Linked DNA regions of Homo sapiens: regions 1 and 3 are each linked to region 2. Evidence: read pairs that join two places in POLR2A ChIA-PET (ENCODE). Cell type or tissue: PC-9. All regions are shown on one strand.

What was found. ChIA-PET counts read pairs that join two places held together with the same protein. Peaks named below come from ENCODE experiments on the same cell type or tissue, not always from the same donor. Only the 100,000 strongest peaks of a DNase experiment are listed, where the experiment ranks them.
Region 1: POLR2A ChIA-PET joins it to region 2 with 5 read pairs; 10 of 35 experiments call an interaction of 5 or more read pairs at or near these places.
Region 3: POLR2A ChIA-PET joins it to region 2 with 5 read pairs; 7 of 35 experiments call an interaction of 5 or more read pairs at or near these places.

The regions. Positions count from the first base shown.
Region 1 is chr17:18,024,746-18,027,245 of GRCh38, forward strand. ATPAF2 (ATP synthase mitochondrial F1 complex assembly factor 2) reads right to left here. Exons shown (of 8, transcript NM_145691.4): 4 at 1,574-1,671. Among named protein-coding and RNA genes, the nearest start is that of ATPAF2, 13 kb to the right of the region's middle. In PC-9, no CTCF peak of the experiment used is centred here; a DNase peak (open chromatin) is centred at 1,076; H3K27ac peaks cover 1,704 bases.
Region 2 is chr17:17,839,227-17,841,726 of GRCh38, forward strand. No RefSeq gene overlaps it. Among named protein-coding and RNA genes, the nearest start is that of SREBF1, 3.5 kb to the left of the region's middle. RefSeq lists silencers at 761-1,190, 1,571-1,640 and an enhancer at 983-1,502. In PC-9, no CTCF peak of the experiment used is centred here; DNase peaks (open chromatin) are centred at 205, 1,215, 1,895 and 2,005; H3K4me3 peaks cover 2,411 bases; H3K27ac peaks cover 2,500 bases.
Region 3 is chr17:17,719,141-17,721,640 of GRCh38, forward strand. The region is part of intron 1 of RAI1 (retinoic acid induced 1); the gene reads left to right. LOC124903943 (a long non-coding RNA gene) reads right to left here. Exons shown (of 2, transcript XR_007065650.1): 1 at 1,982-2,500; 2 at 1-1,949. Among named protein-coding and RNA genes, the nearest start is that of RAI1, 39 kb to the left of the region's middle. In PC-9, no CTCF peak of the experiment used is centred here; DNase peaks (open chromatin) are centred at 1,220 and 2,181; H3K27ac peaks cover 1,316 bases.

The sequences.
Region 1 (2,500 bases), 190 kb after region 2:
AATTCCTTCATTCAGTGATAGAAAAGGAAAAACACAAAGGACAACAGCAAAAACTTCACCACCACCATCCCAGCCCCACAAGTCTTTTCCCCTAAAGCAGTGGTTCTCAAAGTGTGGCCCTGGCACCAGCATCGCCTGGGAACTTGTTAGAAATACACATTCTCAGGTTGCATGCCTACAGAAATCAGAACCTCTGGAGGGGGGCCCAGCAATCTGTTTTAACAAGCCCTCTAGGGGATTCTAGTGTAAGCTTGAGTTTGAGAACCACTACCCTAAATGCCCCCAAATATTTGACAGGTCCAAGCTTGCCACACTGTTACTGCCATCCTAAAGCAGATCCAATCTACTAACTGCAACCCTGGGTCCACACCCGCTTGACCCAGATGCTGAATGGGAATGCTGTGCCAGATGCTCAGTCTTTGCATCTCTACCCTCACCCCCTCCAAGAGACTGTGCCCCTGGTCACAGACCAAATAGCCTGTTTATACCTCATAAGTCCACCCACCTCCTGGCTACAGATGCAGCTGCTGGCACAGATGCCAGACCTGATGGGACCAAGCTAGAGGTCAGGCTGTGCCATTTGTTTGACCAAGAGACACAGACATGAGCCAGTTGAGAGGAGCTGAGCTGCAGGGCCTCATGGGATGGGAATCCAAGTGGGCACTATGGAAATCCACTGTCTTGTGTAAGCAAAGTGGGGAAGAGAGGTCATGAGTTATGCAGGAAAAGCTGGGGTGCTGGGAGGGGCAGATGGACAACCAGCCTTTCCTCCCTCACCTTCCTCTCACCCTAGTAGGGCACAGGGAGGAGCTCTGACATTGGATCTTCCAGCTACCTTTCCTGGTGACCCAACTGTCCTTCATTTCCTGTCAGGATCCCTGTATAGTTTTCAAGAATCCCCTTTTTGTCTGAGCTAGGTTGAATGGGTTTCTGCTCCCTGCAATCAAGTGAACCCTAATATAAATGGAGTGGGCGTTCCCACTAGCTATGGGTCACCCCCTTCGAAAGCACGCCTCCAGCCATCAGTGCTGACTTCCTGTGTCATCGTGAGATGACTCAGGATCCTAGAGCACTTGGGCTAGCAGGCACGGTGCTGCTCAATCATTTCCATTGTTTCTCAACTTTCCTTTGGCATCACTGAACAATTAGCCAAGAAACATAGACACAGAGGAGAATTCAGAACTGGAGAAGGACACTCCTAGTTATCAGCATCCATAGTGCCAAGGATGCTTTACCTGAGAAAGTGTCGGTGGGCAGAAGTTTAAGGTCACAGGCCCCCCTAGGCCTAAGGGGCCTGTGGTCACGGCACCTGCAAGAGCTGCATAACCACCCTCCCAGCCTAAGGAGCAGCTTCTGGGCTAGAGAAGAGGGGTGGCCATGTTCTGACACCATTGTAGCCCGAGGAGTCCTCCTCCTAAGGGGCTACAGAGCAGCCAAGTGCCAAAGTCAAGTGGGCCACCTTCCTTGTCCTTGCAATAAATGGAGAGGGTTTCTTCTTCCACTGATAACCATCTGGGCAAATCAGGAAAAATAGCCTCAATCCAAGGGGAATGCCCATCTAAATGTCCATTACCAGATGGTGTCGGTGTCCAGAAACTTCACGGCTGCCCGGATCAGCTGATCCTTGTTTCTCTGGGTTGGGTTGTCCAATGATGTGTTGCACAATGTGGTCTGAATCAAAGGCAAAAACCACCCTGTCACTGCCTGCGGGGCTCAGGCAAAAGCCCTGCTTTCCTGAGGACACCACATCTGACACATAGCAGACAGCACCACAGCACAGCCCTCCACCAGAGGCGTCTGCATTACCGGAGCAGCAGCACAGCTACTGAGAGTGTGCCACAACCAGGCTCCATGCCAAATGCTTTGTGTTGACGCTCACAGGACTCGAGGGAAGCTTGCAGCAGCCCCAGGATTAGTGAACCTCCCCCATGGTCACATGCCTTTTATTACCAGGCTCTAGTGTATTTAATTTAATCCTCACAACAACCTTTTGGAGTAGGTACTATTATTATGTCCATCTGGGATGTGAAAACTGAGGCCCAGACAGGTTAAGTACATTGTCAAATACAGTTAATAAGACATGTATTAGTGATGGAGCTCAAATCTGACTGGAAACCTTTACCAGCTGCCTCCCTTACACCTTAGAAAGTAGGGAAATAGCCCATGCAAATCGGGATCAAGATTATTTTTTTCGGCCAAGTGTGGTGGCTCACGCCTGTAATCTCAGCACTTTGGGAGGCTGAGGTGGGCAGATCACCTGAGGTCAGGAGTTCAAGACCAGCCTGGCCAACATGGTAAAACCCCATCTCTACTAAAAATACAAAAATTAGCCTGGCATGGTGGTGGACGTCTGTAATCCCAGCTGCTTGGGAGGCTGAGACGGGAGAATCGCTTGAACCCAGGAGGCAGAGGTTGCAGTGAGCCGAGATTATGCCATTGCACTGCAGCCTGGGCAACAGAGTTAGACTGTTTAAAAAAAAAAAAAAGATCTTTTTTTTTC
Region 2 (2,500 bases):
CCCTCAGCCTCCCGAGTAGATGGGATTACAGTCATGCACTACCACGCCCGGCTAATTTTTGTATTTTTAGTAGAGATGGGGTTTTGTCATGTTGGTCAGACTGGTTTCGAACTCCTAGCCTCCAGTAATCTACCCACTTCGGCTTCCCAAAGTGCTCGGATTACAGACGTGAGCTACTGCACCCAACCCGCCTCACCGTTTTTAAATGGGTTACCACATATGTAAATAGAATAGCTCAATAAATATTCACTCCATAACTGCAGGAGTTAGGGGAAAGGGAAAGAAGGTAAGACAAGGTCAACAGAAGACCTGCACCCCAGAAAATCCAACCCCCATGGGGCACAGTCCAACGTGGGGGTGGGAAGAATTTACATCTTTGCCACCAAAGAAACAAATCTTTGCCCCACAGCCTGGGATTACCAGGGCAACCCTCAACGTGAGGGTAGGGGAAAACAGAAGAGGGGATCCATTTTTCAGGGGGAACATGCTTGTCTTGGCAGTTTCTCTCCTCAAAGATCCTGAGACCTCCAAACAAGACCCTCGGGCCCCGGTTGGCTGGGGAGCGTTGAGCACGCCCAAGGAACGTGGACACAAGCCCCTCTGTAATGGTGTGCCTATCAGGGGTCAGGGATCCAGCCTGGTCCACGGTGACCCCGGCGGGCAGGTTCGGCACAGTTTACTTGCTGAGCGCTTACAGAGTGTTCAGTGCGGTTTAAACCCATTCACTCCTCTCGACAGCCTCAGGCGGTTGAGGCTGTTACCATCCCATTTTACAGATGAGTAAATTGAGGCACGTGGAGCGGGACGGTGAAGCGACTTGCTCAGGACCTCACAGCACTGCTGCCCCTGGTTTTGTCTGGACTGGAGGTAGCCGGAGAGCCGGGGCGGCTCCGCACGCGCGCGGGCCAGGGCAGCGGCTGGAGACCCAGGGGAGCCGGGGCGCAGAGCCAGACCAGCCCCGCCCCCGCGGGCCCGGCGCAGCCAATGGGCGCCCGGCCCGGAGTGGGGTGACGCGGCGTCAGCGCGTAACTCCCGGGAGCCCAGCCCTGGGTCACATGCGCCGCGCCCGCTCTACCCGGGAGGTAGGGAGGGGCGGCGGGGACAGGCTGGGCTCAGCCCCCAGTCCAGACACCTGGCCAGGAATGCCGCCAGGTGCGCGTCCCGGGCACCGGAAGGGCTAACACGGGACAGCCCCACCCGGGACTGCGTGGCGCGCCCAGAGCGGAGGATTCCTTCCAGGTCACCCAGCCCGGCCCCTGCCCGACCTCGGCGTTGCCAACTGGGAGATAGGAATTCGCATCTCCCCGCTTCCTCTCCAAGCCTCTTAGAGACTGAGAGGCAGCTTCTGTGGGTTTCGAGCCTTTTCGGGCAGGCGTCCAGCACGGGCAGGGCCTCTTCCAGGACGCTTGTCCTGTCCAGCCATGCCCTCGGTGCCCGGAGCTCAGCCGTGGATGGCAGGGCAGGCACTGGGCAGGAAAACTGGGTTGTCCACTCTAGCCATTGCCTAGGCTACTGAAACCCCTCCCCACTCCCAGAGCCCCCCTGCCCCCCTGCCCCCCTGCCTGGCCCTGCATATCCTTCACTGCTGTGGGAGCCAAGCTGGGACCTGCCCAGGTTATGGCAGAGGGGCCAGGCTGTGGGAAGAGACTGCTCAGAGCCTGAGTCTCCCCTCCCCCACTTCTCCATCTGTATATAATGGGGTCAGATGACTGTTGACATGGGTGATTCTGGTCCTAGATGACGCTCGTGGTCTCATTCCAGCTTGGGCTCTGTGGTGAGCTGGGCGAGTTCTTTCCAGCCCTCTCTGAGCCTCCATGGCCAGCTTTGCCCCTGGAGGCTCACACCCATGTGGGCACCTGCAGGCTTATCATGAGTCACTGAACACACCCTCTACCAAAGAGCTACTTGAACCCCAAAGATTGCTGCACAGTGAGGGGTGTAGCTCACAAAGGCTGAGGAAGACTGATACCTGTTCCCTGGGGGGTAACTGGCTGTTTGAGGAGAGGCCAATTGCATATTGAATGGGGTGAGTCTAGCCGGCAACAGGGAGAGTGAGGAAATCAATGTAATAAGGCCCCTGTGGGCATTGGGTTTACCACCCACTACACCAGTTTACCGATCAGGAGAGTAAAGAACAGAGTGAGACAGTGACTTACCCAACACCTACAGTTAAGCCTGCAACCCTAGGGAGGAATGGGGTGGACAGGAAATGGCACCAGACAATGGAGTCCACTCAATTTCCGGAAGCATCCTACTTACTCCCTAGTGCTGAGAGTAGAGATTTTGCGTCCTGGAATGTTGAGGGCCTGGGCTTGGAGGCCCTGGACAGACTCCTCTGAGGTCTGCCCCAAAAGCTCTGACAGGGACTCCTGTAAAATAAACTGATGGCATTTCTGGGTGGGTCATGCAGACCTGTCCAAGGCCTCAGGTTCTGCCCTCCCGCTGCCCCCAGGACCCAAAGGAGACCTTTTTCTTGGAAAAACCACAGGCTCCCACAATG
Region 3 (2,500 bases), 120 kb before region 2:
GCCCCACATCTGCCCTCTTCACAGGGAGAAACTCTGACCACCCAAGGGAAAGCGTGTCCCATCCCTGCTCAAAACACTGCAGAAATGCCTCATCTCGTTCAGTCTAAGAGCCAAAGTCCCTACAATGGTGTGTGTGCAAGCCCCTGTAGGTGTGGCCCCCCGTCCTCTCTGCCCACATCTCTTTCTGCTCACTCCCCTCAAGCCACACTAACCTCTTGGCCATTCCTCAAAAATCCCAGCCTGGCTGCTGCCTCAGGGTCTTTGCACTTGTTCTTCCTTCTGCCTGCACAGCTTTGCCCCCAGACAGCTGCATGCCTCACTACCTTTGTCTGTCAAGTGTGTTCTCAAATGCTCTTAAGTATGAGCTCTGACCACTCAGTGTAGAAAAACAGCCCCTGCAGATGCTCCCAGCCCGCTTCCTTGGCTTTATTTATTTTTCCATAGCACGCTTCACCTAAGGTAACATACTACATCATTTACTTATTCATTCTGTTTCTTGTCTGTCAAGACTAGAATGAAAGCTTTGTCTCATTCCTTGCTCTGAATCCTCAACACATAGAATGGAGCCTGGCATCTAGTAGGTGCTCAGTAAATATGTACCAAGCCAATGGATGCATACTTTTGCCACCTTCAAGTTACGTGACTGGGAGCAAGTGCATTTCCTGGACCTCAGTGATCCAGTCTCTCAAATGAGGCTGACTGATGGGGCGGGGGGAGATACATAGAGATTTGAAGTTGCTGCCCCACTACTCAATAAACATGTGGAATAGATGTTAAAACCTGGCCCACATCTGACCTCAGGCCTGCAGGCTTCCAGCGTGAGGCTTACCAGACCAGGGCTGAGCTTGAATGCGACTTCTGGGTCTTAGTGTACCAGCCTGGCCTGATGGGCCTCCCCGTCCCTTGTTTCCACCTGGGTGTCCCTGGTGGCCTGTCAGTGAGCCTTGTCCTTGGCTGGCTCCACTGCCTGCATTCCCTAGGACCCTGCTTAGAGTCCCCAGCCCTCTACCCACCCTGCCTCTCTGGTCAACAGCTCCTGTTTACTATTTAGCTCTGGAATGGCATCTGGACACACACTTGCATGAAAGCAGCTATTGAGATAGTGCTTGGCAAACAAAAGGGCTGACATGTCCAGACCTAGGTTCTCCAGAACACAGCCTCACCTCACCAGGAAGGACTGGGCCCTTTAAAACCTGTGAGCACCCCTACCATCCCAGCGAGGAGGGAGGATCCTAATTCCCCTGGGGCAGACTCTTGGTGAAAGGTGAAATCAGAACCTAGGGAGCAGGAAGCCTGCCAGCCAGGCAGCCTCCTCTGCTGGTGTTCCAGCAACATTTGTGGGTGCTGGGTGCTGGTTGCTGGCACCATGATCCCATGGAATCCTGCCAGTAGGGTCTGATGGAGTAAGCAAGGCTTTGGGGTCCATGCACACTTAGGTTTGAATTGTGAGGTTGCCACTCCATTCTGCTGCACTGCCACACGCCATGCACTGTGCTTGGTGGAGGTGAGCAAAGAATCTTGAAATTGAGAGTCGGATGGGATCCGATTGTGTTGCTGTGGTCTTGGCAAGTTCTTTGCAGGCTCTCAGCCTGGGTTTCTCCTCTAGGGGATGGTCAGATCCTGACCTTGGGGTACTGTCTTGTGACTCTCCATGATACCACTTGTGGAAGGGCCCTGGCCAGGTCAGGGTTTCCATCACCCTCTGGCAGATGTGAATGGCAGCCCTGCTGAATCAAGATCCCTCCGTACCACTGCCCCAGGAGCTCCAGGGAGTCCCCAGGGAGCCAGGGAACAAGAGAGGCCCCTGGAACAAATGACAGGCTCTGCCCTTTTTTGAGATAAGCCACCCACCACCATCCCATCCCTCTACACCCATCCCCAGAATCTGGAATCTGTGAAGGGTACTCACTGAGCGACCTGGAATCTGTGAAGGGTACTCACTGAGCGACCTGGAATCTGTGAAGGGTACTCACTGAGCGACCTCAGGTGAGTCTTCCGACATGTCCTGGCCCTGATGTTCTCCATGCTCCACCCCACCCCCATTTTATCCAGGGGAACTGTTGGCTCAAAGAAGAGAAAACTTGGGCTTGGTCAGGCTTATGGGAGGAGGGCTTGGTTTAACTTCATTGTTCCATGCATTCACTCACTCATTCATTGAACAAGTGCTTATGGAATGTATACCAGGAACCATTCCAAATACGGAAGATACACCAAGGAACAAACAGACAAAAATACCTACCAGATACCTAAATATGTAAATTACATGGTATATTAGAAGGTAGGGAACAGCATTCCAGGCAGATGGATCAACAAGTGCAAAGGTCCTAAGGTGAGAGTGTGCCTGCTGAATTCAGGAACTGCAAGGGGCAATGTGAGTGGGGCAACAGGCTGGGACTGAGGGCAGGAGTTGGTGGGGACCTGATTGTGTGGGCTGTCATCAACCACCTGGGGGACTTTCTCCTCCTCATCACTCAGAAACTGAGGAGGGGAGGGAAGACAT